Linked DNA regions of Homo sapiens: all the other regions are linked to region 3. Evidence: chromatin loops called from intact Hi-C (ENCODE). Cell type or tissue: endothelial cell of umbilical vein. All regions are shown on one strand. Each heading gives the region's core, and the rest is flanking DNA. Links, peaks and the distances in the headings are about the cores only. Region 1 overlaps NUAK1 (NUAK family kinase 1). Region 2 has its middle 110 kb from the start of NUAK1. Region 3 overlaps CASC18 (cancer susceptibility 18).

Region 1 (10,429 bases), core at 1,297-9,296, 330 kb after region 3:
TAAGTACTATAGACTTGAGGACTGTCTATGATTAGGTCGAGGTCAGATGGCTGAGTTCTGACCAATGGGAGGTGGGCACAAATGATGCACACCACATCTAGGCCTCATCTTTAAAAGGTTCTGACTTCTGCTCTTTCCTTCATTTGCACAGCTAGCAATGAAGAACCTGGAGATGTCAGAACCACAGGATAGAAGAAGCTCAGATGTTTGAGCACCTGCTTGAAGGTGACATGAAAAGAGAACAGCCCTGTACTGGACTTAGTGGTAGTGAGAAATTGTTGTTTATTATATTGAGCCATTGACATTTCAGGGTTTGTCTGCTACTTCAGCATAACATAGTATGTCCAGACTAATTCACAAACAAACACTAGTACAGGGAGTGGATGGGGAACCAGCTGGTCGAGGTACAATGGATATTCCCAGTCAGGTAGAGAAGGGCTGTGTAAATTTTTCATCAGGATGAAAATAACTCATGATTTTACAACAAAGTTGATTGCAAATTTCCCAGGCAACCCCCTACTGGAACCAGACAGTTGTGCCAGGAGGAGACAAGGCTTGTGACGTGAAAACCCCTTTGTCTGCACTTTCTGGTCTTCATATAGCAACGCTGCTGTTCCACTTCCATACCCCAAACTTTGCATGATTCTGTAGATTAAAAACATCCTCTCCATAAATTTCAATAAATTGGCAGTGAATTTCTGCAGCGGAAACAATTCTCATTTAAAACTACACATCTAGCCATGTATATTTGTCTGGGGACCACCTGTTGAAGGAAGCAGCCATCTGTACACAAAGTCACAAACGATCACATTCAGTCCATATTAGAACGTGGCCACACATGTTTAACAAAACATCACGTTCCCTGGATCATGGCTGTCCTATGCCAATGGAACCAGAAACTAATCCTGTAAAGCTCTAATGTGAAGACCCCAGGGCCCTTGCAGATACTGTTCTTTCTGCCCAGAATGCTCACTTTACATATGACTAGTCTTCATCTTCAGATCTCTGCCCAAAAGTCACCTCTTCAGAGATGCCTTCCCTGAATGCTCTTTCTGCAGGAGGTAGCTCCCACCCTTACTCCTCTATCTCTGTACCATATCCATTTCTTCCATAGAACTTACTATATGTAATTGTGGGGGGTGTGTATGTAACTTCTTTCACTAGACCCAAGTAACTGGGAAACTCCCCAACCTCTAGAATTCCAGGTGTATGAGCTGATAAAGCCCTTGTAGTGTTTAAGCCAATTTCAGCTGAATTTTCTGATATTATAGCTGATTTTACATCTAAAATCTTCCTAACAAATATATCTTCTCTCTAATGTATTACTACTGTTGTCTTCCCTGAGATTATCTGTATAAATTAAAAATCCACTATGTGCCAGGCACCACGTTAGGAACTTTATTTCATTTAATCTTCACAATAACTCTGAAAATTAGCGATTATTTAATGCTATTATATGGGTGAGGAAATTGAGGCCCAAAAAGTGTAACTAACATCGTTGGCTCTGCATTCCTTCCTTTGGGGAGCTGTTCTCCCACATTCTGTGTGATTCCGTGTCATTTAAATATACCACAAGGTGCGTACATGATCCAGGCTGGCCAATCAGAGCACTTCTCCACCCAGACTCTGTGATGGGCCAGGAGGAGACACATGACCCAAACAAAGCCAATCACAGTCCTTCCTTGTTCCCTAAATGCTAGGACATTAAGAACCTCTCTGGTTTGAGGATCACACTCTAAAAAAGCGTCATAACCCTGCTTTGGCCAGGAGCTGTCTTGCTGCCATGTGGAGAGGGCCTGCCTAAGAATAAAGCCTCATCCAGGGAGAGTGAGTGAAAAAGAGGCCAATGAGATCCCTTGAACTCCTGGATCCAACTGTGCCTGAGACACACACTTGGGCTTCTCGGTTCCATGAAGCAGTAAATTAATCATTACTTAATATGGTCTGAGTGGATTTCTGCCATTTGCTACTGAATAAAGATGGAGTGGGCATTACGTAGAAGTTAAATACATGTTAGTTCTCTCAACTTTCCTCCTTAAAGTGACCACTGCCCATTAACCCCACAACAGTTGTCAACATGTCAACTGCTGCCACTACAGTCACCCCTATTTTTTCACTACCCTTACTATGTCACATTTGGTCCAGCCTCTAGGCCATGCACAGGCTATTCTTTCTGCCTGGATACAGAATTATGTATTTTCCAAGGGTCACACTTCTAAGTAAACGTACTCCACAAATGACCTACAGCCCCTCTAACTGCAACTTACTGCCCATTTGCTAGTGGTGGCAGGGGTTGAAGCAAGAATTAAAAGCCCACAGGCCTTTAAATGTCCTATTTTAAGTCAGTGACTATTGCCCTGCAAAGAAAGGACTATTGTTTCTCATTCATATTGAGTTTTATACTCAAGGTGACTTCATAGAATTTCTCTCATTCCTTCTTTTTCGTAGCCCTGTTAGAGTTGGATAAGAGAGCAATTAATATACCCATTAGACAGCTGAGAAAGCTGAGTTCCAAAAAGGTGTAGCAACTTAATTGCAATTATCAAGTCCAGACTGAACTTGGAATTCTTCCAACCTCAGCCCAACCTGAGAGGCACCAACGTGTTCTAATTTGGCAAGCCACAATTATAAGCATCCATTCCCCAACCTCCTACCACACCCAGCACCTGGTCAATTTGGACAACTAAGCCCTATCAGGTTAGGTTGCCAGATAGTATACAGTATGCTCAGTTAAATTTGAATTTCTTTTTTTTTTTTTTTTAGTATAAGCATGACCCAAATATTGTCTGGAACACACTTATATTGAAAAATTATTCATAGTATATGTGAAGTTCAAATGTAACTAGGCATTCTGTAGTTTTATTTGCTAAATGTGACAATGCTACATCAGATGTTCTTCCAGTAAACTAGAAAAGGGGTGCAAGTTGTAATTTCTTTGGAAAGTCAGACTTTTCTGGCATGGATCCTAAAACACTACTATTCTGTGCACAGCATCACTCTCTAATGTTTGATACTAGGGTAGGGTTTGATGTCACCTGATATTATGGCCAGGATCCAGGAACTCTTCAATCTTGCTCTATGATGCACCTCTCCTTCCAAGAGCTTTCTGGAGGGTCTATTTACACAAGAAACAGTGGCAAAATGGGACTCAAGATACTGTCATTCTAGGCAGAGCCGTGAGTGGCCTTCCCCATTAGGAAATCGTGACCCACTGATCTTGGACTCTGATTAATCCCAATCAGATTAGCAACTTCCTGCCCTTGGGATAGAGGGGAGTGCCTAGGGAAAGGGCAGGCACAGGAAACTGAAATGTGGAGAAAGAGCGTGGCTGAGTGTTAGCCTTTGATGACGTCTCCAGTTCAGAACTAAGGAACCTGGTGAGTAGTCTCTTTTGGAAACCAAGACTGAGAACATGTAAATTTGGAAGCTACGGGATAAGCCAAGGTGGGTTCCACAATCAGAGAGAAGAAAGCCAGGCTATAAAAGGAGAAGAAAGCTGATATGCAAAGAGAAGCAGAAAAGAGGGTATACTGTCCTCTTCAATCCACCACTCCAATTCTTAATTCCAGCGGCACTGCAAGATGCATTTCCTCTTCTAAGAACTTCGAATAAATTCCCTTTTGTGCTTAAGCTCATTTGGGTAGGTCTCTGTTACTTATATTGATTCTGTCACTTACTTGACTAAGAAAAAACCACCAAATAAAGAAGCAAGGTCTCTGGTTCAGTTCATTGCAATTTATTTAATTTAAAAATAAAAACAGAAACAAAAACCAAAATGAAACAAAAATCAGTTTCCAACGAAAATACAAACACTTTGGGTGGTTATCCAGCTTGTTTTTCCCCTGTAGGCTGTTCTGGGCTCAAACCAATCAAATGAGTGAAAACCAATTTTGACAGGAGCCATAAAGCATGTTGCACCAATTAAATTACACCAATATATTATTATAATACCTTTGAAATGCCTTTCAGACCAATAAATAAAAAAGACAAATTCAAATAAAAAAGTCAACTTTTTATTACCAAAAAAAATAGAAATTAAATAAAAGTCACAATGTGGATTTTTTTTTTTTTTTAATGTGCAGTCAAGTTTCTCTCTTTTTTTCTTCTAGGAATGATACCATGCCAGTAAATCCCTACAGAACATTTCCAGTTTGGCAACAAGCAGTCAGTCGATCATTCACATTTGTACTCAAGACAGCAGGCCTGGGCAAAACTCGCCTGAATTTCACCCTGAAAAGTGCTCCCCATCATCTGAAGAAGCAGCACCTGGTAACAGGCATGGCCATTCAGAGGGTACTTAGCATTTTCATTTCACCTGGGGTCTTGAAGCACTTCCTGAAAACTGATTGTGCCTTGACATTTACCTGTAAAAAGAAGTGTAATTCTACCCCTTTGGCAGATGTGTAAACTAAGACGGTGCAAGGCCCACAGAAGTAAGGAGAGGACCAGGAAAGCTGACAGTGAATCTCCTGCTTTGTCCATCAGGTCCTAAAAGTGTCTCTCACTTGTAATTCCACAGAAGTGAATAAAGCATAACTTCTTTGACTGGGATTGGCTGGTAGGGATGACAGGACTTAATGATGAAGCAGGGAGCTGCTTTAATGGCTTTTCCCTCTATTGCAAGTTTTTCCTTGAAAGGACAGTCAACACCACACCTAGAATCAGAGGATGTTGGCAGAGTGTCAGAGCTAAGCGGGGCTTCAGGTACCAGCTAATTCATCCCTCCAGCCCTCACTGGAAGGAAAACTTAACCCCTGCAAACAATGCAGATGCCTAAGGCCACCTATGACTTAACTCAGTCTCTGCCTCTGAGTGGAGGACTTTCTCTGCCACAGTCCACTGGCTGAGTTTCCTGACAAAAGAGAACACGTGTTTGGGGGGAGGAAGAAGGGAGTAGACTGACTTTCCTCAATAGTGTCATTTTTACTTAAAGACTAGAATGATGGAAACTACTAAACAGACTCAATCACTTGGCAAAAGGAAAAAACACATCAACCAGTAGGTAGGAGCTAGATCTAAGTCATACTGACAGCTACGGACACGGCCAGCTGCCGTGCACAAGGGGCCAGCAGGGCAGCAGCATAGGCTGTTCAGAAAAGACTGCATGAAATGAGGCAGGAAGTAGGGAGCTCAGAGTTGCAGGTTGTCCTCCATGCACCCACACCCCCACCCCCCCCCACACACACAATTTGCTATCTACAGAATTTTTTTTTTCCCTTTTAACCTCTATTAGAGTTCAGGAAGGAGGTGGAATTGAATGAAAGGAAATTGAGCAGCTTCCCATAACACACTGCTCAGCTCAACCTGAAGGAACGCATAAGCCAAAACACCAGAGCCGGTGGCAAGGGGAGAGCCCAAACTGTCTCCTTAAGGAAAGGGCAATTCCATTCTAATGCACTTTCTTAGCACTGTAAGGTGAATTTTTTTCTCATCTCCCTAGAACTATTGTTTGTTGGTTTTTCCAAAGATGTTCCCAAGACCAGTCCTCTTTTCTATCTACACGTCTACCAGTGGTGGCCATCTTGAACTGAGTTCAATTTGCCTTGGCCAGCAGAATCTGAAGTCATCCCAGAGACCAGGAAGTACAAACCTAGTATCATGAAGGTGTCCCATGGTTGGAGTGGCATCTTGTCATTGTGATCTGGGTGTTTAGAAATTACATATCTAGTTTTTTGTTTTGTTTTGTTTTGTTTTGTTTACTTTTTAAGATAAGAGTCCTGCCGCACCTCTTTTCTGTCTCCCCCAGAACCATCTGGGTAACATCTAAGGAAATGTTCCCTCTCTTACATGCTTCCTCCCAACCCCCTGCACTCTTTCAACACCTTATTCATTTAAATGAATGGAACTTTCTCTTCCCCCAAAGCCCAGGAGTTCATGGCAAAGTTTAAAACCATGACATAGAATACTTAGATTTGGGGGAAAAAAAGCACCATCTACCTGATTTTCCTTTCCTCATCCCAATATCCCATCTACATGCTAACTCCCTAGAAGCAAACTTGCCTACCTCTGAGGATGCTACACTCAGTGGATGGGGAAACCATCTGTCACTGGTGAACAGAGCCAATGGTTCAGCCAGGTAATCCTCTGGAGAATATGGACAGTATCACGTCCAACTCAAAGCATCCATGCAGGTGAGAACCCAAGAGGCAGCATTCCAGTTAATATTGAGAAAGAAAGTGACAAGTTGCCTCTTGTTGGTGTGCATCAACTTCCATTCATCTGTGCAAAGATCACAGACCATCTTGTGCCCTGTCATATATAATAGTTTTGACCTCTGACACCATCATCTTTCTCCCTGTCCACCCTCAAGAGGTTGTGCTGTAGAGCAAGGCAGACATCAGGAAAGAGGAGGTGAACAGCAAGGAGCTAAATCACCATGGGCTGACTCTATGTCCTTAGCAGAGTTCAGAGCATTCTCTCTCTGACCAAGGCCCTGTCTTTCCTCAAAGTTGAGTAGCAAATTAACAAATGCCTCACCAGTGGCATGAAAGAGTTAACATAGATCCCACAGGATGACTAAACCCGATTCCCAGGGCCTAGCCAGATCAAAGATGACAACTACATAGCATTAGTGCTACTGCTTCCCCTTCCCTTTCCCGTGGTAGCCATTACTAGTCAATCACAGCACTCCTTCCCCATGATGTGGGCCACTTACGCCAGCACAACTGGCAGCCACTATTAATTGATCGTCAACTCAAGCTCAAGTTGCTGAAATCTACTTGCCAGCTCCACGCAGCCAGACCTAGCTTGCTAATACAAGGAGAAAAGGGGCAAGTTCTTTGGGCTCACCCAAGGCAAACAGCCCAAGTGTCTCCTGCCCCTCCTCCAGAAGCATCTGGATGACTTCTAAGGAAATGCTCCTTCCACATATGCTTCCTCTCCACCCACTGAGTGCCGGTCAATACCACCTCCCCTGGACAGCTGGTCCTCTAGGAGGTGCCATAAAGCAAATGCCAAACAGGGCCCAAATTCTGACTGACAATTGACAGAACTGGCAGAAGAGCCCACCTCTCCCTTTTAGGTGTTGGCTCAAGGCTGCAAACTTGGCCAAGTGAGACAGTGCCAATCCTTTTTCAGTCTGTTGTCACAGCCAGCAAAGAGGTAACCAGCCTGTGAGCCCAAGTCTTGCTCCCCTTCCTCCCTCGTACCCCCGCCCGCCCCTGGGCGCCCTGGAATGCTAGTTGAGCTTGCTGCAGATCTCCAGCGCTTGCTTGTAGACCTGAGTCACATCATCCATGTCTGTGAGGAGGGAGAAGCTGCTGTCTGCCAGCCGGTTCCGGTACCGCTTCAGGTACTGGGGCCGGGGCCGGTTCTGGAGCCCCTCAAAGTCCTGGATCTGGAGGAAGTTTTCTGCAGAGACGCAGCTGCGGATGCGCTGGCGGGCAGGGCGATTCTCCTGCAAATCCAGCAAGTCAAAAGAGTCGCTGGACAGCACGCTGTCATCGCTGATGACACTGGAAGGGCGGCTGTAGCTCCGGGAGAGGCCCTCGGCAGGGACACCAGGCTCTGACAGGGATTCCAGTGTGGGCATTTCAGGGCTGACCAGGGCTGGGTCCATGGTGCCCGCTGAGTATTTGCTGCTGTGTTTCAAGATGCCCTTCCTCCGGCAGGAGAGGCTGTGGGAGGTTACCCTGGCTGGGTCCGGGGGGCTGGGGGAGGGGATGCTGCTGCCCATCACATCATTACTGTCCAACAGCTCCGAAGACTCACTGCGCTCTGGGGAAGAGTAGTAACCTGATTCTCTCTGCTGGGTCTTTTTCAAGATGCCTTTCTTGGGCATCGTGGCCGACTGCTTGGGGCTGAGTTTTCCCGGCACCTCTGCCTCTGGTGAGCTTGGGAGGAGCACGCCAGTCCTGCACAAGTCCTGCTCCATCTTGAAAGTAGAGGGTAAGGCAGGACCAACTACACCTTCAATGAAGCCAGTGCTGTGAGAGCGATGCTCGCTGTTGCTTCGCTTCTTCAGGATCCCCTTGGGCCTCTTAGAACTCAACTTGGATGGGCTTTCAGGCACTGCATCCTGACCAGACTGAGCAAAGTCATTCTCTTTCTTGGATTTCTTCAGCGACCGCTGCCGCTCTAGCATGACCTCAGAGGTCGTGGGTTTGGCCAGGCCCTTCATTTTGGCTTCGGTGTCAGCCTGCAGCCCTGTGGAACGGTGGTGCCAGTCAATGATCCGAGCCAGGAGTGGGGACTCAGAGTCATGGAGGGCATCACAGTCACACACGCTGCTCTTATAGCCCCAGTTCACCCACCAGTGGTTGGCAATGTCCTCAATAGTGGCCCGGCGATCGGGGTTCACCATCAGCATCCACCGTATGAGTCCTCGAGCATCTAAGGGACAAGGGACAAAAAGAATCGGGCATTATGTGGGAGCTTCTGGCTTTGTGATAGTGGGACCCTCCAGGAGTGACGAAAGACACACACTCCCTCTAGGACAAATCCATCTGGAGACCTGGTCCAGCCACATTATGGAGCAGGAAGCCCCAGCCTTTCAGATCATCCATCAAAAGCATAATCAAGACTTGGAACCACAGGCCAGGGTGCCATCACATCATGGCATGTTTTCCCTGTAAGTGAGAAAATGTCATAGAACTACTAAGCTTTTCATCATCTTGAATCTTTAGAAAATGTGGAAGGTCAGGTAACCAAGAAAGAATCCAGACTTGACCCTGAGAGGTGCCCCACCATTCCTTTGGCGAATATCATTTTACCAGAGGAAAAACAGGTGTAGATAACCATGGCTTTCTTTATTCCTCCAAAGGTGGGCTTGTATAAACACACAGCACCTGCAGTCACTGGGAAAGCATGCCAGAGACAGAACATGGAGTGTGGCTCAGAGGCACTTACCTGGAACACCTGGGCAGTAAGCGTGGCCATCTCCAAAGCTGGCCTCGCCCCAAGGTCCAGGCCAGGTTCTGAGACCAACACTCAGTGAGCTTGCCTTCTTTCCCTCTCTGACATAAGCCATCTTCTACTGAGCTATCAGATCAGAGAAGTGATCTATATCTGCTTCCCATTCACAGCCTGTCTGGAAATTCTACCTGCAAATTTCTGCTGCCAGAGAATTAGGGAAAACCCCTAAAGGGATGCTGAGAAGGCCACAGGAACCAACTGACTCTCACAGCTTATAAACTGACTTTTAGGTTCAAACTGTGTTCCCCCAATTGGGGTGAATTATATTCTTGGAAGCTGCCACCTCCCCTCAGCTGCTTATGTAAGCGAATGAGAAGCTGGCAAAGGCCTGGTAATAGGGACTGGGGCAAGAAACACCCCTGAAAAGTACCAAGATGATCATCCTCAGTCATTCAATAAGTATTTCTTGAACGCCTACAATGTGCCAGGAACCGCATTGGCATCAGTTAGCTGGTGAGGCAAAGAAGACCACTTTAGAGGTCACTCTGAATTTTTCCAAAAAGAACAGGCTGGCTTGTTGAAAAAATTATATATAGAGAGAGAGATAATGCATATCTATATATACACATACAACCGTCTAGCCTGATTATCCATAGAGTCTGTATTTGCAAATTTGCCTACTTGCTAAAATTTATTGGTAACCTCAAAATCAATATTCGCAGCTCTTTTGCAGTCATTTTTGCATATGCACAGAGCAGCAAAAAGTTTGAGTCACCCCAACACACATATGTATTCACAGCGGAGGTCAAACAAGGCAACACTCTGCCTTCTTATTTCAGTTCTCATACTATTATACAAATTGTCCTTTTCTCAGTCTATTTAGTGCTGTATTTCTCACATTTTTTGGAATTTTTATTGGTGATTCCTCTTTTTAAATGCCTCCCTAAAACAGTGCTGAAGCACTGTTCAGTGTTCCTAAGCTCAAGAAGGCTGTGATGTGCCTTATGGAGAAGATAAGTGTCTTAGATCAGTTTTGTTTAGGCATGAGTTACAGTGCTGTTGGCTGTTGAGTTTGATGTTAATGAATTAATAATATAGATTAAATAAGGTGTCTTTAAACAGAGACACACATAAAACAAGGTTATATATCAATCAGTTAACAAAAATATTGTGAGCAGAGGCTCTCAGGAACCTAACCCTCTATTTCCCCTAAGAGCAATGGTTCAATATTCACAAATTCAGTGTTTGTAGCAACTTTGTAGAACATAACTACTATGAATGAGAATCAACTGTGTATGTGTAGGTATACAGATATACATATATATATATGCGTGTGTATAGTATGTATATAAATGAAGTGCCAATGTTAACTTCATTTGTTAACAAAAATGACCAATGATGGCCAGCTGTACACACTCTCTATACAGGCATGATATTCCCCATCAAGAGATGAAGCTCATGACCGTGGTTGTCTTGACCAATAGAACACAGCAGATGTGACACAATCTGGGTACAAGCATGGACATGGCACTGGCACTCCAGCCTGGGCAACAGAGCGAGACACTCTCTCAAGAAA
Region 2 (10,429 bases), core at 1,360-9,359, 290 kb after region 3:
TTTCTCCAAACATTGAACTTCCTCTTCCCAAATATGATCAGAGCAGAAGGAAGGTAACATCCACGGAATCTTTAGGCTCGTCTTTCCAGTCTGGGTTCTCGAGACTTCAAGAAAGAGATAGACATGCATAAATAACTTCCAGTGATGACACTGCAAGCAGCCTTAGAAATGTAAGATGTTGGGGGGAAATCACCATACTCTTAATAAACAGTAAGGACCATAACCCCATGTTATTCCTTTTACTATCAGATGGTTTCAAAGCAATGGAAAATGTTGCCTACGTAGGAAAATGTTGCTACTCAGGAAGTAGCTTAAATCAAGGAACCCATAGTCTTTCAATTGAACCAGCATTTGTTCTTTCTGTAGGAAAGAAAATTTTGATTGTCCAGCATCCCTTCCATTTGGGGATGCATGGATCCCCCACTCCAAGTGCTATCATGGAACTGTTAATCCCCCTACTCCAGCTACAGGGGTGAGCCAGTGATCCACAATGGCCAGTCAGATTTTGTCTCTCCAGCCACAGTGATTGGACCACAATAGACATATGACCCAAGTCAGGCAAATTAGTCTTCATTGAGACTTTTCTGCTAAAGCAGTCTGGGAAGTTTATCTGTTTGAGGGGGTCTTGGGAAGATGTGAAGTCAGAACTTCTAGTGGCCATCTTCCTCCATCACAGAGAGTTAACCTGTCTGTAGGAGGAGGGAATGCAGCCAAATGCAGAGGGGAAAAGAGCAAAGAGATGGAGAGAGAGAGAGAGAGTATACTCTGAAGATGGTTGATGCCTGGATCCAGCTATGCCTGAAACTTACATTTTGACTTCCCAGATACTTAAGCCAATAAATTTTGCCTTTTCCTTAAGTTAATTTGGTATGGGTGTTTTGTTTTGCTTTTCCGTCATTTATATCAGAAAGAGTGCTAATACACTCCCCATAAAATATGATCTGACTGGATGTTTTGGTACCATTTGTTCAGGTGGGCCACTGCAAGGCAGCACTCTCCCACGTTACCCCACACTCACATGTGGCAGGTCTTCCTTGCTGCCCTCATCTTCTGGCTGCCTGACCCTCAGCTGCCAGACAGCATGGGTGACCTCACTCCTGCAGACCCCTGCAGAGCACAATGACCATGCCATAGTGTTTAGGGCAGGAGAACCACAGTTGGGGCCACTTTGCTGAAGTCTAGCCCAGGCACCTTTAAACTGACAAATACAGTTATCTAAGGGAAAGTGAGCAGACAGTGCAGGGCAGGTTCAGCAAGAGGGAGTTGTTGAAGTTTTCCTGTTGCCCTGACAGGCAGCTTCCAAAGCTGGTTCTGCATGTCCAGCATTTGCTCCAGAGAGAGATGCAGCTTGTCTGCCTTGGCTCATCTGTGTGTCAAGGGGAGGGTTGGGAAGGAAGAGTAAGCACTGATATCCACAGACAAAGAGAAGTGAAGTTGGCTTGCATTTGATGTATCCAAGCCCTGTGACATGCCACTGAGGGTACCGGCTCCTGGGGTAATGCACATTCCTACGTGTTTGTTTGACAGCCCAGCACTAGGGTCACCATGTCACTGCCCCAGCCTTGTTAGTGACAGCACATCTGGGAAAAAAAAAAAACAGACCTTGATGGCATTTCCTTCCGCTTTGACCTGTGAGGGGCTTTCACAGACGTCAACTCATCTGAGTCTCACACTGAGCACGAGGGCATGAGGGGACAGGGCAGGGGTGAGTCTCTCCCATGTTTTATGTGAGGAGACTGAGGTTGAGAGAAATTAAATCACTTTTGCAAAGCCATATTGGAAGCCCTGGGCCTTACTTCCCCTGCTTTGGCTTTTCCCAGTTGTGTCTCACCTTGACCATCTGATCCACCCACTCCCAAAATCCATGAAGGCCAAAGCAGTCCCTGCATTATCTTGCCCAGCCCTGGAATGAGGCAGGAATTTCATCAATACACACACAAGCAAGCCACCCCAACACACATGTATTCATACACACATACATCTACTCACAGGCATGTAGACTCATTCACGTATTCACATGTTATACCTGCATGTGTATGCTGTACATTCAAGCATACAGGCTTAACACAAACGCATATGCAAATATTCATGCATACACATAGCATGAAGACACACACACACATACACACACACACGGTGGAGTCAATACCCTGCCACCCTCCTTAGGCAAGTTCACAATACTCCTAGAACTGATGCCTGGATTCCTCCATTGAGCCGAGCCATCCAGTCTGCAACACCCCCCAGATTCCAGCAATCTCATCCAAGATCAAGATCTGAATTTTTCTTTAGTTATATTCTCTCACGGATGCTCCAGAGCTATAGTACTGTCACAACAGCCGAAATAAAATCTGTCACTAACATATGTAGAAATTCAATAAACAGGAGTTGTGATCTGGTGAAAGACTATGGGACTCGTTCACTGATACCAAAGCCAGACAAGGAGAGCACGCAAATAAAAAAACCATAGTCCAGCTTCACCAAACCAATGCAAAATAGTTCACTGTTACCAAACCAATGCAAAACTCCAAATAAATATTGACAGGTCAGATTAGAAAACTATAGTCCAACTTCACCAAACCAATGCAAAATTCCAAATAAATATTGACAGGTTACATTTAGAAAACTACAGTCCATCTTTACCAAACTAATGCAAAATTCCAAATAAATATTAACAGATAAGATTTAGAAAACCGTAGTCCATCTTCACCAAACTAATGCAAAATTCAAAATAAATATTGACAGGTCAGATTTAGAAAACCATAGTCCATCTTCACCAAACTAATGCAGAACTCCAAATAAATATTAACAGGTCAGATTTAGAAAACTATAGTCCATCTTTATCAAACTAATGCAAAATTCCAAATAAATATTCGCAGGTAAGATTTCAGAAACCATAGTCCATCTTCACCAAACTAATGAAAATTCCAAATAAATATTAACAGATCAGATTTAGGAGCATAATCAAAGAAATACGAGAATCATGAAGTAAGGCATCTATTTAATTCACTACATTAATTCAGTCAAAAATATTTAGCATTATTTGAACACTTACTTTTTGCCAATATAGTATTGGCTTCTGTATAGAACAATGGAACAGAATAAATGATTAATATAACTAAGCCTATATATATACATATATCAAAATGGATATATATATAAATGGAAGAGGAGATTTCAGAAATAGACCCATAATAATAATAATGGTGACCATTTAAATTAGAAGAGAAAGGAAAGACTATCCAATACATGGTATTGACAAGACTGCCCTCTTACAAAAGAAAAAATAAAATTAGATCCTACTCCACACCATTCAAAACAATAAATCCCAGATGCACTAGAGTTCAACATAGAAACCAAAACTACGAAGTATGCTCCATAACAAATGAATTCAGACACAACATGACCAGTGGCTGGCAATTAGTTCTCATCTTCAACAGCTCGATAACACTGACCCCACACTTTAAGTGACAAAGTATGTTTTGGGTTTCACTTCTAGCATTACGGTGTGATTTTTAGCATTCTAGAAGAAAGCATAGGAGAATGTTTTTACAACCTTGAGACAGGGAGAAGACCTTCCTAAGCAAGACACAAAATGCAGTAGCTGTAACAAGAAAGATTGACAGATGTGAACTACATCAGAATCAAGTCCTGTCAAATTAAAACCAGCAAGTGAAGTTAAAAAGTAAAACACTGTACACAATCCAAACATTTTTCAATAGATAAATCATTAATACCTGATTACATTAACACCTGATTATAATAATTAAACTTGATTACATAATTTATCATACAATCATTTTACAGACTCTTAAATAGTGGTTACAAAGAATGATGCAAAGTTACATGTACTGGTATGAAAAAGTCTCCACGACATAGAGCTACATGTCAAAAATGAGTCACAAAACTGGTTAAATAGATAGGTAGATAGATAGATTAGATAGGTAGATAGATAGATATGTAGACAAACAGAGAAAGAGAGAAAGAGAGAGAGAGAGATGATAGATATAGATCCCATTCCTTTTTTAAAAGTGTTTAAAAATTATGAAGCTTCATAGAAAATGAACTATACTCATAATGAACTGTTAATGGTGATTATATTTAAGGAGGAGAATGGAGTCAATAGATGAGGGATGAATTTAACTTTTCACTCTATATGCTTATGAATTGTTGAGTTTTGACAAAGAGAATGTATTCATGGATTTCTTTGTGTGATATATAAAAGGCAAAACCATAACATTTGGAATTAGACTGTTCAGCTGCCAGCCCGGCTCAAGTGTTTATTAGCTTCCTAACCTGCAGCAATTTGCCTATCAAAATAAGGCAAGAACACCTACCTCATAAACATTGTATGAGCAATGAATAAAGTAAGTTAAAACTACTGCTTATTGAGCACCCACTGTATACCAGGTTTTTAAAATGCACTATTGCCTTTTAAATACACTATTCTACTGAACTACAGTGTAGTAAAAGCCTTGTAAGGTTGCTATAGCGTTTTGCATGTCAGGAAACTGAAACCCAGAGAAGTGAAGTAAACGGCCCAAGATCACAGGGCTGGTAAGTAGCAGAGCTAGCATGAGACCTGTGTCTTTTCTGCTCTAAGACCAGTGCCAGTTCCTCCCATGTTCACCACTCCAGGTCCTTTTATTTTTTGCTAAGAGGAGTGGTGCTTACACTGGGCTTAGGCAACACCCCAGAATAAACCTCAGATCAGCTGCACTACAGCCCCCAGCCTAGACCCTGCAGAAAGGGGAGCAGGAATTACTGACTCAAAGCCGCAGTCGATTACTCACAGACGACGTATGCAAGCTCCCATCTCCCACTTCCTCTGAAATAGATAACAACAGCTATTTTAGCCTGAAATGCCACTGGCATAAACGCATGAAAAGTCGTAAATCTGGAATGATAAAAACTCATTGTAAAATAGCAGTCAGGGATTTGGATGATAAAACCCCATACCCTGCTCCAGCCAGCTGGGACCCCCACTCTGGAGACGCCCAGCCAAAGAAGGGAGAAGAAAAAAGGGGGACATAGGGGAGATCAGTACCATATACAGTAGGAGGCTAATCAGAACTTTCCTTGCCGGAAGCTGAACAGACATTTAACACCAGGAATGGCTAACTGCATATTTTGAATTGTTTACAGCAGTGTACACAGTCTGATTTCTCTCTGTCGACTCCAAATTTTCATGAAATCCGATATACCTACAAATACTGACTAACCCTTTTAAAAGGGCTATTATGTGCTAGGAACTGTTCTAGGATTTTCCACAAATTAATCCATCTAATTCTTACAATAACTCAATTATTATTCCAATTCCCCAGATGAGGAAACTGAGGCACAGACCAGTTTGGTAAGTTGCCCAAGGTCCCAAAGCTAGTAGTAAGTGACAGGCCCAGGCAGTGTGACTTCAGAGTCCTCACTGTTCACCATCATTCCATATTTCCTCTCAAATATTTGGCATGGGGATAGGAGGGGGATGCATCAAAATCAAAGAAGGGGCTGAAAGTCAGGTCTGGGTTGACGTAGTGCAGATAGGTTAGTCTCAAGCAGAAAAGGACCCTGAGAATGTCAAGAATACTCAGAAATCTAGAGAAGAGGTCAGGCGCAGTTGCTCATGCCTATAATCCCAGCACTTTGGGAGGCCAAGGCGGGTGGATCACCTGAGGTCACGAGTTCGAGACCAACCTGGCCAACATGGTAAAATCCCAGCTCTACTAAAAAAACACAAAAATTAGCTGGGCAGATGGCATGCACCTGTAGTCCCAGATACTTGGGAGGCTGAGGCAGGAGAATCACTTGAACCCTGGAGGTGGAGGTTGCAGTGAGCTGGGATCGCACCACTGCACTCCAGCATGGGTGACAGAGCGAGATGCCATCTCAAAAAAAAAGAAACCTGGAGAAGAGAGTCGAACTGCTGAGGGGATGGAATGAGGTTTCAAGTCAATCTGATCTGGATCTCAAGGGTTCTGGAGCCATTGTATGGGTTATGTTTCTGAAAGACTTTACCACTTTCCCTCCCTCAGATCTCTCTTGGTGGTCAGTCCTAATGTGTGCTGGGTGTGGCATCCTCAAGTCCCTTGGCAGCTGGGCCCCTCCCTTTCAGTGCCTCTTTTAGGGCTCAGTTCTATTATACCTTTGTCCTTACTTGGTTGTGTTAGGATTTAAAGGGATTAATCTCACCTCTGCCTCACTGCCCCCAGGGCACATCTAAAATTATAAATACAGAAGTCCGATGGAGGATAAACTATCACCTATAATCTTGGTACTGCTTAATTAGAGGACACAGCCGACTTCCCCTGGTTAAATAGGTTCTTGCAACTTTTCCCTAAATCCAGCCCAAAGTTCTTCGGTGGAAATTTCTGTGATGATGAAAATGTCCCATATCTGATCCCAAGGTGTTTACACCTTGGCAGGAGGCTAGAGTTGCAGGAGAATACAGGGCCTGCACTCTGCACTCTAGAGGGTGCCATTTGCTCCCTGTCTGCAAATGCACTCCTGGAGTTTTGCAGTGCACCACCTGAGCAGCTGTCTATGGGAGCTCTGGAAGAAAGCCTACATCCTGCAGACAGGCCAAACTGAAAGGAGAAAGAGAGGAAGAGGTGAACATCAATCAGATTAAGCTCTCCTCATCCCTTGAGGGAAGATCCAGCAAGAAAAAAGTAGGAAGTGCATTACTTCCAAATTCTTTACCTCCTGGAAAGTGGGGCAAAATTTCCTCATGAAAACATGAGAATAGGGGAAGAAATTTCTCCTAAAGAACTGTCTGGGTCAAAGCACCCAGCTACTAGTTGGCTGGAGGGAAGATTCCTCTCCACACTACAACATACCCAACACCCCCACCCCACCACCACCACCACCAAATGCTCTCAGGACTGACACAGCCAGGAGACTGATAAGACCAAAAGTCTTTCACTGGCTAAGATCACCCTTAGTCCACAAAAATGTTGTATGGGGCTGCTGTGGAGGGCTAAGTGAAATCAGCATTCTTCACCTCTCTCTCTGCCTTAGTCCAGTTAGCCATGCTCTTCCTCCCTTAAAGAAGAAGAGTCATAATTTTAGCCACAATTTTCCACACTACCTAGTGCCTTAACAAACAGAATTTATCTGGCTTCATCCTCACACAGTCAGGGAAGCTCCAACTCCAATCACATTCCTTCCAATGAGTTTGAGGAGTCAGGGGTGGCAGGGGCTCAACTATGCTCACCAATGTCCCCTCCCAGCTAAGAGGCATCAGCCGCTGCTGCTTTTCTCTCCTGTGCCCGCGGTGACATCTCCTGCCCTCCTCACATCCTACCCAGGTTGGGTGAGCTCACAGCTTGACTTATTCTTCATTCCAGGCCCTCTGAAATGCTACAGAGCTGAGCCACCTGGAGCCACCAGTGTCTGACAAGAGTCACTGACAGTGTTCCCTTGACTTTCCCACCTACTTTGTGACCATGGCCTCTCTGTCTGGGGCTCTGCCTTGGACAATAAGCAGTGTTAGGCAGATGGCGAGACACGGAGATGACACACATGTGGCTTGAGGGCAAGAAGAGGGAAGCTTTGATGGGCTGAGCATGATGTCTTCCCTGAGGAATAAGATTCGATCTAAGACCTGAACAGTGAAAAGAGGCAGCTATGCAAAGGGGTTGAGGCAAGAGCAGTCTAGGCAGAGCGAACTTTGTGCAAAGAGCCTGGGGCCAGGACAGGCTGGCTTGTGTCTGAGTAACAGAAAGGAGACCAGTGTGACTGAAGCTAAGTGAGCAAGGACAAGATTAAGATAATGTCTCTAAAATGCCTGAGATTTCTTAAGTGCTTAAATAAATGGCAGCTGCTTGCAAAGGCAAGTAGTGCACAGAGAAACAAATGTTTGTCTCTGTTTAGTATCTTTTGATGAGGGCCTACTCCATGCCAGCCACTGGGCTAGGGACTGCCTTGAGTGATTGTGGTGATCATATTCTGGTCATGAGAGAGGGATTGCTTTTATTCCCATTGTACAAACGGATTTTGCCAAATTGAGCAAATAAAAACACAAAATGCCTACTTAAATTTGAATTTCAAACAATAGATAATCTTTCAGTTCAAGTATATCCCATGCAATATTTGACACATACTAATGGAGAAATGAAATACAATGAAGAAATTGTGTTTTACATTGAAATATGTATTGCCCACCTAATAGGTGCCAGGTATGGCCCAGTAAACAAAGATAATAAAGCCTGACGTCAGCCCTTGAGGAACACCTACCATTGCTCTAATGGAGAGCATTACAGCTCAGTCTTTCTGGAGGAAATTAGGTGATGAAAATCAAAATCCTTAAAAATATTCTTATTTTTTGGCCTAGAAATTCCACTGTATATGACTTTCTGATACATTAGCTAATTTTGTAAGTTCCTAACATACATCATTATTTTTTTTGCAGAGCAAGCTACAATTGCAAAACATCATTTCTTCCATCAAAACAAATAACATGCCAGGTGTAATGGCTCACTCCCATAATCTCAACACTTTGGGAGGCCAAGGCAGGTAGATCACTTTGAGCTCAGGGGTTTAAGAACAGCCTGGGCAACATGGTGAAACCCCATCTCTACAAAAAATACACAAATTACCGGAGTGTAGTGGCCTGTGCCTGTAATCCCAGCTATTCAGGTGGCTGAGGCATGAGAATCATTTGAACGTGGGAGGCAGAGGTTGCAGAGAGCCAAGATTGCGCCATTGCACTCCAGCTGGAGCAACAGAGTGAGACCGTCTCAAAACAAAACAAAACAAAACAAAAACACAAACACAAACACACAGAAAAAAACAAATCAAAAAGAAATCATGTGGACTAATGTCCTCTTTTTTAAAAATGTTTTATTTCCATTGGTTTTGGGGAACAGGTGGTATTTGGTTTCATGAGTAAGTTCTTTAGTGGTGATTTGTGAGATTGTGGTGCACCCATCACCGCAGCAGTATACACTGCACCAAATTTGTAGTTTTTTATCCCTTACCCGCTCCCACCCTTTCCCCCAAGTCCCCAAAGTCCATTGTATCATTGTTATGCCTTTGCATCTTCATAGCTTAGCTCCCACTTATGAGTGAGAACATACGATGTTTGGTTGTTTTCCATTCCTGAGTTACTTCACTTAGAATAATAGTCTCCAGTTCCATCCAGGTTGTGGCGAATGCCATTAATTCATTCCTCTTTATGGCTGAGTAGTATTCCATGGTATATGTATACACCAGAATTTCTTTATCCACTCATTGATTGATGGGCATTTGGGCTGGTTCGATATTTTTGCAATTGCGAGTTGTGCTGCTATAAACATGTGTGTGCAAGTATCTTTTTCATATAATGACTTTTCTTCCTCTGGGTAGATACCCAGTAGTGGGATTGCTGGATCAAATGGTATTTCTAATTTAGTGTGGAGATTCCTAATGTCTTTTTGGTCATGATTAGGAACTGTTATGGTTTGACTTGTGTCCTCCCTCAAAAGAAATTATGTTAAAGGCCTAACCCTCAGTACAACCAGCTGACATGAAGCCAGGCATCAGAGGATGAAAAGCAATTCCAGTCCCACAAAATCAAGCGTTCCCTTTTTTTTTTTTTTTTTTGATGCAGGTACACTCCTGCCAGTTTAATAACTAATAGTAAATTTTTTTAAAAGTTTGTAATGTTCTTTGCAAATTTGATTAAAAGATTGTAAAAGATCCTGGCCAACATTGAATGATATGTAAATGTCCCTTAACAAACAATCATAACTGGCTAGCATTCTATAAACTCACTGCAGCGTCTCAGGCCTCAGGCCAAGAAAACTCTGCTGTTTCACGTCTCTCTCTTTCACGAGCCCTGTCTTCCTCCCAAAGGCTGTGTCATCTCCTCACCCCATGGGCTGTGTTCTTTACAACCGGCACTGCCTGTGACCCACAAAACTCCTGCGAGACACAGGGAGAAGCTCTGAAGCTGAGGCAGGTTAGAAAAGAAAAAATTTCTGAAGGCTGGGAAAGAGGAGATTATTGAGTCCACATAGTCAATGTCACTATCACCATCACCATGGTCATTGTCTCCTTCAGAAGAGTTTATTGAGCATCTACTAGGCCCCAATACTGGAAATATAGCATGAGAAACACAGTGGAAGTTTCTGTCCTCCTGGAAGTTCCATCCTAGCGGAAGAGAGACCATCAAAAAACTCCAAGCCATTTCAGACAATGATACATTTTGTAAGAGATGCAACAGGGTGGTGTGGTAGGGAGGAACTTGGATGAATTAAGGAGGTAAGATAAGAAAATGAGAGCAAGCACCATTGCAGGTGAGATAAGGAAGAGCTGTGAGGCTGGAGATTCATGAGGAGAGTTCTCCAGGCAAAGGGAGTAGCACAGGCCAAGGCCTGATATGGGAATGGGCTTGGCGTGTTTGTGGGGCTGAAAGAAGATTAGTGCATTTGTGCTGTGTGCAATGTACAGCAGGGAG
Region 3 (10,429 bases), core at 1,316-9,315:
TTCTTTCCACCCTCATCCAACACAGAAGTGTCTTAACTACCCAGTTACAAGTTTCCTAAGTCCCAGCCTTTACTTTTGAATTGCTCATTATTCTTGTGATTAGCGAAAATGTCTTTCCCATTGGATTGTGAATTCTATGAGGTTAGGGACCACTTCTGATTTCTTCACTGCTGCATCCCTGTGTTTTATAAGAGGGCCCAGAACACAGTGGGTGCCTAATAACAATTTTTAAAATTCTATCACTGAAGGAGTGATGTGGTGTTATAATGCAAGTCAAAAGAGTTTACCTCTTAGTAGCCCTGGGGCCCAGAGCCATGTAATAGTAGGCACTAAATAAATGATTATTAATACCTTGGCACATGTTATTTCCCTCTCCTTGGACTGACTTCCTTCATTTCTGGACCTACTAAAATCCTCATCCTTCTTCAAGACTCCAGTCATGGTGACTGCATAAGACCACATGGGTTGTACATCTCACAATTCCAGGGAATGCTATTCAGACGAGATTGGCTGCATTCAGAGTGGTATGCCTGTAGACCAGAGAATGCTATTCAAATAGTCTGTGATGTGAAAGGCACCCCACTGGAGTTGTGCAATATAAAACCCTTCCCAGTTCAATTGTCTCTTCTACCAGGAAGCTTTTCTGGGTGCAGACTGTAATCTCCACGGGGCAGTGATTTTTGTCTTACCCAGCACCTAGAACAGTGCCTGGCTCATAGCAAGCAGAGAATGAATGTTTGTTGAATGCATGAATGAGCTCCTCAGTGATGAAAAGTTGTTTGTCCTCCGTGCCTCACACCTTGTCCCTGCTTGTTGTTGAGCGACTGTTTCGTGTGGAATGATGTTCGAAAGTTCAGTCATAATTATGATGCAGTTCCCAATGATTTGGGACCTTAGTTGTGCTTTTTTATACTGGAAAGTGAGGGCTTCAGAGAGCCTGTAATTGCAGGACTGAAGACTTTATACCACTTCTATATCCAGGTGGATCAACTCTACATAGAAATTTTTGGAAATTGTGCACACCCATGTTTTAATGTGGTCTGGAAGTTTTACTTCAGGGTGTGGTACACGCAGTTGAGGCCACAAATCATGGTTTGTGAGAAGTACTGTTTTGAGAGCAAAGGCACTGGAAACTTGGATAGGAAGCACGAATAAGCCCTAATGGAGGACAGCAATGCTCAGAGGCTCCCAGCCCAGCCCCAAACTTTAGGCACAATCACCCACCAGCATTGCTGCCTTGAATTATATGAAAGGGTGGTGTTCAATGTTCCAAAAAGTTAGAGAAGGGAGGGACTGGTGTCATAAGCTCAGGTGACCACACCTCATATTTCTGGTAGAACCAGCTGGATATGCAATTTCATGTTTTGTGTAGTTAGGGGTCTCAGACAGATCTTGCAAGAATCATCTGTTCCCTTGCATAAGCTACAGAGCCCAATAATCTATCCATGCTTTATTGGACACATCTCACTTGACAGGCTATTTATGCAGAGATGTCTTCTATTGGCCTGAGGGGGAAAAAAAAAAAAAAAACGGTGATACAATCCTCCAGTTTAGAGTTTAGGACAGGTGTCAGCAAACTATGCCCCTGAGTCAAATCTGGCCTACATCCTGTTTTTGTAAATAGAGTTTTATTGGAACACAGCTATGCTCATTGTTTACCTACTGTCTATGGCTGCTTTCACTCTACAACAGCAGAGTTGAGTAGTTGAGATAGAGACTGCATGGTCCACAAAGCTGTTAAGTATTTCTTTTCTGGCCCTTTACAGAAAGCTTGCCAACCCCTGACTTAGGAAATGAAGCTTCCCTCTGCCAGTTAGAGGTGCCCTATTGCAATTGCCTGTCATTTTAACTCTCACAATAAGTTTAAATTCCATGATGGTTGGGAAGCATCTATCTTGCACACTGCTGTATCCACAGGAACGGTTGCATAGTAAGTGCTTACTACATATTAGTCAAATTAATTAATTAACAGTTAAAAAGGTGGACAAATTAGAGTGGAAATAAAATATCCCCTCGAGAGGCACAGAAATTACCAGTAATTTGAAATCTACATTGATTTCTTGAGATCAGATAATTCACTTTTGTTGTTTAATTTTTTTACCACCAAGAGCTCCAGAAAAGTTACATGTTAAGTAAATGTTCAACTATTGATTTATATGCACCTAACAACTTTCATTTTAATTTTAGAAATGTTTGTATAGAAAATTGTGACCTTCGAGATGAAATAAAATATATACTTACCAAGTCCCAAATCCCCTTTCAGAGACATCTTTTTTTTTTTTTTTTTTTTTTTTTTTTTTTTTTTTTTGAGACGGAGTTTCGCTCTTGTCGCCCAGGCTGGAGCACAATGGAGCAATCTCGGCTCACTGCAACCTCCACCTCCTGGTTCAAGCAATTCTCTTGCCTCAGCCTCCTGAGTAGCTGGGATTACAGGCGCCCGCCACCATGCCTGACTAATTTTTGTATTTTAGTAGAGACGGGGTTCTGCCACGTTGGCCAGGCTAGTCTTGAACTCCTGACCTCAGGTGATCCGCCCACCTCAGCCTCCCAAAGTGCTGGGATTATAGACGTGAGCCACGGCGCTCAGCTCAGAGACATCTTAACATCATTGCACTTACCTACTGTACTAGTTTACTCTGACTGTTATAATAAAATACCACAGACCAGGTGGCTTAAACAACAGAAATTTATTTTCTCGTAGTTCTGGAATCTGGGAGTACAAGATCAAGGTGTTGATGGGGATGGCTTCTTCTGAAGCCCCTTTCCTTGACTTAGAGATGGCTGTCTTCTGCCTGTGTCTTCACATGGTCTTTCCTCTGTGCCTGTACATCCCTGGTATCTCTCTCTGTGTCCAAATGTCATCTTCTTTAAAGACATCAGTCAGATTAGATCAAGGCCACTCTCACACCCTCCTTATAATTTAATCACCTCTTTAAAGACCATATCTCCAAATGCAGTCACACTCTGAGGTACCGGGGGTTAGGGCTTCAACACGTTAATGGGAGGGCACAATTTAGCCCACGACACCTACATATCTCTGTATGCTTTCTGCTTTTACACAAGGCTTGAGTACTTGCATGAAATCACATGTGAGGTGACTATCACATCACTGACCACTGAAAATAATGTGGCCAATCCTGCCAGCTGGGGATGTGCACTCCTCACTACCTTCTCTATCAAAGGAATTCAAATTTTTTCTGGGTCAAGGGTTTACCAATGACTGTTCCTCCAGTTAAACTTTCAACCAAGTCTTCAAGGTCAAGGTTTGCCCTGTACAGACAAATCACATAAATACTTTCAAGGTACTACATATGTTTCAAAATGGGAGAAAAAAAGATGGTGGGGGTGGGGGGGTGGGGGGGTGGGGGGTGGGGTAAGCATGTTGACATCCAATGTAGTCCCAGCAACTCTGGAGGCTGAGGTGGGAGGATGACTTGAGCCTGGAGTTCGAGGATGCGGTGAATGGTGATCACACTGCCGCACTCCATCCTGGGCAACAGAGCAAGTTCCTCTCTCTCTTAAAAAAAAAAAAAAAAAAAAAAAAAAGATGGGGGACTATTTAACCTAACTGTTCAACCATTGGAAATTGATTAGACTCATTATAATACAGCCATAGTATGGGATGGGATGTGATGTAGTCTTTTTTAAAGTTTACTAAAGAATATTTAGTGATCCTGAAGGCTCTGTACAATATTGTTAAAGGGAAAAAAATCAAGCCACAAAACAAAATGTATTCACTTATTTAATAAATATTTATTGAACACTGGCTATGGTCAGGCAGGCGATGTTTTAGGTTGTAGGGATTTGATGGTGAACAAAGCAAAGTATCTGCCTGTGTGGAGCTTAAACTGCAGTAGGAAATACTGATAACAAACAAATGACTATAAAACATGCTATCAGCTCATGTAGTGCATTGAAGGAAAATAAAGCAGAACAAGAAATCGAAGAATGGCAAAGAGAAACAATTGTTTTTGCTCATTTGGTCAGGAAGGTTTCTTGGAGGGAACGACATTTGAACAGTGACCTGACGCAGGTGTGAATGCTGGTCATTGGAGGGTCCGGGGGAAGAACATTCCATGAGGGGAAAACCGCAGATGCAAAGGTCATGAGGTGGAAATATGCCTGGCGTGTTGGGAGAATCTCAAGGGGGCCAGTGTGGTTGGAATGGAGTAAAACAAAGGCTTGTATGCCAGGAACAGCATGATTTCAGCCCTGTGGAAATACAATAAGTGTAGAGAAAAAAAATTCTAAGGAGAGATAGCAAGATTATGACACTATAGGTCATCTTGATTTCCTTTCTTTTGATTGCCTACAATATTCTAAATTTTCTGCCACGTGTGTATTACTTTAGAAAGATAAAAATAATGAACGTTTTTATACAAAAGTTTCTGTGGAGCTCAATACCTTTGCCCTGGATGCTCTGATTGGTTGCTGGGTGTTTAGACAGCCACTCTGGCTGTGCCTCATTCCAGGAACAGGGGAGAACCCCCAGCTGGGAAAGCCAGAGGGAGGTGCTTATTCAGATGCTCTCAGGCAGACAGAGCAGGCTGATTTACAGTTAGCGGTGAAGGTGCTAATGTGTCCTCTCAATGGCATCTCCCGCTATCAGCTATCAATATGTGTTAGCAGAATCTAATAACGACCTAATTGGCAACAGAGATCTGAACAGATGTCTCACTTAATAAAAAGGCTTTGTGGCCAGCAAGCTGACCCCTTTTGGGCTTAGCTGGGCTTTGGTACTTTGTGTGTGACCCCTTTTGGCAGTTGTCATTAATCAGTCAGACAAACTGGTTGATTGTTGATTGCTGTGTGTACCAAGTCTGCGGGTCAAACCTGGACCCCTGGAGTGTACTTAGACCAGGTTCCCTGAACTCTGACCACGGCCTTGTCTTCTGTCATCTCATTTAATACACGCACAGGCTAGACTCAAGGGCTTTATTGGCATCAATTATAAATAGCTATTGTAGCCAGATTCTTCACCCACCCATTCACCCTGTGAATCCCTGGTGGATTACTATGGACCCTTCATCGCATAGATTTAAGTAAGTACAGAGGTTGTTACTGGTGCTTATCTCTCTCCTTAACAAACAGGGTCTGTGTGTGGTGGGAAGCAAACTGGCCTGAGGTTCCATCCACTGGTAGAAATGACCCCAAAGACTTCCCATGCAGGGAGGGCAAAGAAGAAAGTGCTTTGGAATGGAGATACCCCTTTTCCTCCTCCTGAATGTATCAGGTAAGGTCAAGATGATGGTAATCAGCTTGCAAAGGCATTTTATCTTCCAAACTTCTGCTTGAATCAATTATGTTGGTGAATAGAATATGCTATTGTTAAGAGAATAGTCTCCTTACAGAGGCTTAAGCAACCAAATAGCAGAATTAATGTGCATGATATTAAGAATAAATGCCCAGAGACAGCATTCGGAACACAAGTAGAGCATTTCCCTGAGAATGAAAACGTTGAAAGGTTTGTATTCTGTAATCCTAATTTCAAAGTTCACAAGTAGTCAATAAAAAAGGAAAAGATAGTTGCATGGTCAAATAAATTTGGGCCTTGCTAGGTTTGACACATTGAGCCAGGTTGTTTTACTGCAGAATTTATCAGAACCTTTGATATGTAAGATAATTAATGGAAGTGTTATTTTGACTTAACCCTTCTTACAAAAGAGTGGTATTGGGTAGAATACAGGTCAATCTTTATACAGAAGCTGACATGCATCTTTTTTTTCTAATTTTTGATATTTAGTGGTTCACAAATTTCTGATTAAAGAGAGTAAGTTGAATTTTTTTCAGGCTTCCCATTAATCTCACCAGTAATAAGCATAGTTTTCTGAATCAATGAAGAGATGGAATACATGGACAAAATGGAATGGAAAAGTAGATCAGCAAAATGTTCTCAAGAGTCTTGTTGCTTCCTCTCTGGCTCTATTTTTGTTATTGTGTGATTCTGGGCAATTTCCTGTTATTATTACACTTATTGTTGTCAGAGGAAACCAATTCGTTTTAATATTAGCCTGAGCAAAACATAATTAGGAAGAGAATCTGCTACCAAAAAGGAAACACGTATGTGCTACTTTGCATTCCAAAGCCCAGTACTCAGATAAACACTCACACGCGCGCGCACACACACACGGGCACACACACAGAGGAGTCCTCGCCACACAATCTCAAAACATCCTGCCAAGCCAATAAAAAGCAGTCTTAGCCACTCCAAGGAAAAACAGCCTGAAAACCAGATGATTTACCAAGCTTTTCACGCTTCCTACTTTTATTTTGGAAGAGGAAAGAGAAGAGGTGATAGAGAAAGGGAGAAAAAAGAAGGGGATTGGCAAGGGAACAGCTTGGAGGCTGACGGCTGAACTTCCGGCCTTCTTTTCTTAGATCTCTCAGTACTCCAGGCTCACTACTGACATTTGTCTCTTGTGAGCTGAAACCTCTGGGTACTTGAAAGTCCATCATATCCATTCGTGTGCTAAGGCTTCCTTCTTTCTCCCTTCTCTCCCTCTTTTTGCCCTCTCTTCGTAACAAAAGGCATTTCTCTTAACTGATTGCGCTGTTCACCCACCTTGGAAGGATCACCATTTCCTGGACAGATGCAAGAGGTGGGAAAGGGTCCGGCGAAGGAGGGACAGGGAACTGGCAGGCGAGGAATGCCAATTCTATCAGGCTGTGTTAGGTCTTTTCATGGTTTATTTTATTTAATACACACAATCATAGTCTAAGATAGGCACTGTTATCATCCCATTCTACAGATGAGGAAATCAGGCTTACCCAGGCTAAGGAATTGCTCAAGGTTACAAGGTTAGGAAGTATTGGAGGCAGGATTTAAATACAGACAAGTTTACTAACTTTAAAGCCAGTACTTTTACCCACAATCCTAATGTACTTCATTTAACTTCTTCAGGCTTCAGGGTTCCTATGTATGAAATAGAGATTATCCCTATTTTCACTCTTGTCCCTCCAGTATTCTCTACACAGTAGATAGAAAGATAGCAGCCATTTGAACTGGGCTCAGCTTCCAGGGGCATGACATAAAATTAATGTCTGCAGTCAGCCTGTATGGGCTGGTATGGATGTACTCCACAAAATCCTCAGGGAGCTGAGCTTCTTCTAACTCCACACTGTCCGATCCAGAGGGGTGACCCTTGTCTTCATAGTCCAATATAGCAGCTGGTCTATCAACCGTCACATCTGCATTCTAGGCAGAGGATGAAGAACAAAGTAAAGAAGGAAAAGGTCAAAACCACCTATCTTTTAAGCATGACTTTTGAATTACCCCATCACACTTCCACTGGTCCATTGGCCAGACTTAGTGTTACGGCTATACCTGCCTGCAGGGAAGGCTGGGAAATATAGTCTTTATTCTGTGATGCCATGCATCCAGCTAAAATTGTGGGTTTTCTATCATGAAGGAAGGAAGGAATGGTTACTAGGGATAGTGCACAGTGTCTGCAAGAGGAACCCTTTCAAAATGTAAGTCAGATCATGTTACTCTGCTGAAAACTGGGTAAAGCCTTCCCACTCGCTCAGGCTGAAAGCCAACGTCTTTGCAGTGTCCAACAAGGCCTTCCATGCCTTGTTCTCAAGAGTCATTGCTTCCTTTCTGGCTGGGCCCTTCCTCTCATCTGGACCCTTTGTTCCTTAAGTCTCTGCTCAAACACCACTTCATCGGGACCACCCTACAGAAAACAGTATCCACTCCCCTATGACTCTCTGTACCCTTTACCTGGCTTTATTTTTGTTTTCTACTTTTATCCCCACCTTATCCCATCTGACATAGTCTATATTTGTTCAATTTGCTTATTGTCTATTTTCCTACTAGAATAGAAGCTCAGTGAGAGCTACAACCTCATCTGTTTTTTTCACTGCTTTATATCACAGGGCCTAGAACAGTGGCAGGCACACCGTAGACATCCAATAGACAAGAGTTGAATAGATGAATAAATGATTGAATAAATTCTTGCTTTCTCCAACTTCCAAAATTTGGGAGAGGATGAATGGAAGTTTCCAATTTCAAAGAGCCTTGAGAACAGGAGGAGTCAAATATAAATTATTATTAGCTGTCTTTTGATGTCCTCCCATTTGTAAACGTCCTCTGTTAACTGTGAAGAATAATGCAAATGCGATTGGCCATTATTGTTTTGAAGTAAGGCTCAGTGGGATAGAATTTCCAGTCATTTCTTCCCAAAGGGCCAGAACTGTTTATTTTAAATCCGTTTCTTCCCTGCCTTCAGTTTTGAATGAACATGGCTTTGCTGCTCATAGTTTCCTAATATGTCACTTTGATGGTTTATTTCACCTTAAGTAGCATGGAATTGAAGTCTGAGACTGTATCAGGCTGATTTCAGGTCTCTTTTGCTTCCCTTTGTGCCATCGCAGTAGGGGAGAATTGTCAAGCTGTGCTTGGCCAAGTTAAATGAGGAGACCAGATGGTCAGAAAGAAAGGAATTTTGGTTCAGGTTTAGGAGGAGAAAAGCTGGGGGCAAAACTCCTGCATAGTTTTTGACCTAAAGATCAAAACACTCAGCACTGGGGGTACATTGTTGAATGCTGGGGGACCCCAGCAAAGGTTTGCAATGTAGGAGCTCCTTTTGGTTTTACTCTCCTAGGACTTTCTGCCAAAACTTCAAAATGCTTTTGCTGTGCTGGAGTTTTGGTTATATGGGACTTTTAGTTTTCAGAGAACATTGATTTATGTTAAACACAACAAAAAGGAAAAAAAAAAACGGGAGGTAAAGGAGTCACTTCTGGCTTTTGCTTTTAGCAGGCAATTTTAAGAAAAAAGAAAACAAAATCCAAAACAGGCGGAAGAAAGGATGGAAGGAAACAAAGCAGCGATATAGAAGGCAATTTTTAAGATCTCTATCCCCCAACACAGAAAAGGCAGCTGGTGCAGAAACCCAGAAGCTGTTCCAAGTTGCATTGCAAAGTGGCATCGTGAGCTGTCTGGCACTGAGACAGGATGAGGAGGCAAGAGATAGAAAGTCAGGCAGGAGAAGGTGGCAGGGGTCCAGGCAGGAAGCAGTCTGAGTGTGAACAAGTGTCTTCGTGGTAGGGACAGATGGGAAAAGAGAAATTAGAGAAAATACTGCTGAGAAAGGAAGAGCCTGACTTCTTAACATCCTCTGATAAAGCATTTCATCGCAGCTGGTGTTCAGCAGTCCTTGTTTTTAATATGCTGACTGCTGCGCTCAATATAAAATGGCAAGGCTTCTGCTCTGTGGCCTCAAAGCTTAAATGTTACCCCAAAAGAATAAACATAAGACACTGTTCTAGGAGTATCAGAATGCCAGGGTTGCCAGGGTTGACTGAGCTTGCCCAGGTTTTATTCTGATTGTCTCTAGCGTGCCTTGGTGACCTAATAGCAATGTGGCATGTCTATAGCTGAGATGATAAGCCACTTTCACGTCACCTTCCTCATTTAAGCATTGTAACCACTGTGTGGCATGAAAGTGGAATGAATTCTTACGGTCACCATTACAAAGATGAGAGGACTGAGGCTCACCGAGGTTGGATGGCTTGCCCTCATTTGTAAAAGTGAGATTAGTATCTGGTTTTCTGTCTCCTAATGTTTGCCTTTTCTTTATTTACCAGAGTTAGTTATCAATGCTGACTGAGTGTGCACTCTCCTAGACACCATGGGGAGAGGCAGAAGAGGAAACCAGATATGATCCTTCTTCTTGGGACTCTCCTGACCTAGGAAAAGAGACAGATGAATGCAGATAACTGAGTCTATATACAGAGACTGCCACAAGCTCACACTTTACTGAATGTTCAGACCTAGTCATACATCCTAAGGGCATTGTTGGAAGCTTCTGGAACTAAGTCTCTGGGGATTTGAATCAACTCAGAAGACTGACTCATTCACTTGGCTGTGGAGGCTGTTCCAGATATTAGGAGCTATGTATGTGGAGCCCCGGATTTGGGCCAAAAGATGCATTTGACTGGAGAGAAGGGATTGAGATTTGAGCAGTTGTTGGACAACACAGAAATGAAACAGCCGTAGCAAACTTGCCTGCCGTGATTTCTCTGCTGAGATAATGGGACTTTTCAGACTCCCTGTAACTGAGATCTAGATAAAAAGAGACGTCTGGAAAAAAACTGGTCCCAATTGTCGCTTGGCTTTGCTTTCATAACTATCTGAGTGTGGCATATGTCAGACTTTGAAATGCTGGGTCTCTTGGAAATACAAATACCATCTGGGTCTGGATAATTCCCAGAAACCTAGGCTACTCAGTAGGAAATGAGGAGCTGGAAACATAATACCGAGACCAGGGGCTTGTCCTTGGGCCACCCTGTCTCGTGTCCTGGACACAGTCACATGACTCGTACAGAAAATGTCACTGGGAAGACACCATAAGGCTCATCTTTTCACGACACAGTGACCTCTGTTATGGACATCTTGATTTCTCTTTGAGAAGCCATCCCTCCC

The links. Hi-C counts contacts between places; a loop is a spot of excess contacts. Peaks named below come from ENCODE experiments on the same cell type or tissue, not always from the same donor. Only the 100,000 strongest peaks of a DNase experiment are listed, where the experiment ranks them.
Region 1: it touches region 3 in a loop (6-fold over the local background); 2 of 110 quality-filtered maps call a loop at or near these places.
Region 2: it touches region 3 in a loop (7-fold over the local background); 3 of 110 quality-filtered maps call a loop at or near these places.

Annotation. Positions count from the first base shown.
Region 1 is chr12:106,059,625-106,070,053 of GRCh38, forward strand. It overlaps NUAK1 (NUAK family kinase 1), which reads right to left. Exons shown (of 7, transcript NM_014840.3): 7 at 3,721-8,331. The coding sequence ends at 7,178. Among named protein-coding and RNA genes, the nearest start is that of NUAK1, 74 kb to the right of the region's middle. In endothelial cell of umbilical vein, for the core only: no CTCF peak of the experiment used is centred there; DNase peaks (open chromatin) are centred at 5,017, 5,097 and 6,707; H3K27ac peaks cover 2,337 bases.
Region 2 is chr12:106,025,866-106,036,294 of GRCh38, forward strand. No RefSeq gene overlaps it. Among named protein-coding and RNA genes, the nearest start is that of NUAK1, 110 kb to the right of the region's middle. In endothelial cell of umbilical vein, for the core only: no CTCF peak of the experiment used is centred there; a DNase peak (open chromatin) is centred at 4,706; H3K27ac peaks cover 1,525 bases.
Region 3 is chr12:105,732,165-105,742,593 of GRCh38, forward strand. CASC18 (cancer susceptibility 18) reads left to right here. Exons shown (of 5, transcript NR_110109.1): 4 at 5,092-5,233; 5 at 9,592-10,429. LOC107984435 (a long non-coding RNA gene) reads right to left here. Exons shown (of 4, transcript XR_001749305.2): 4 at 9,613-9,693. Among named protein-coding and RNA genes, the nearest start is that of CASC18, 33 kb to the left of the region's middle. RefSeq lists enhancers at 7,814-8,425, 8,426-9,036. In endothelial cell of umbilical vein, for the core only: no CTCF peak of the experiment used is centred there; DNase peaks (open chromatin) are centred at 6,047 and 9,027; H3K27ac peaks cover 1,188 bases; H3K27me3 peaks cover 3,288 bases.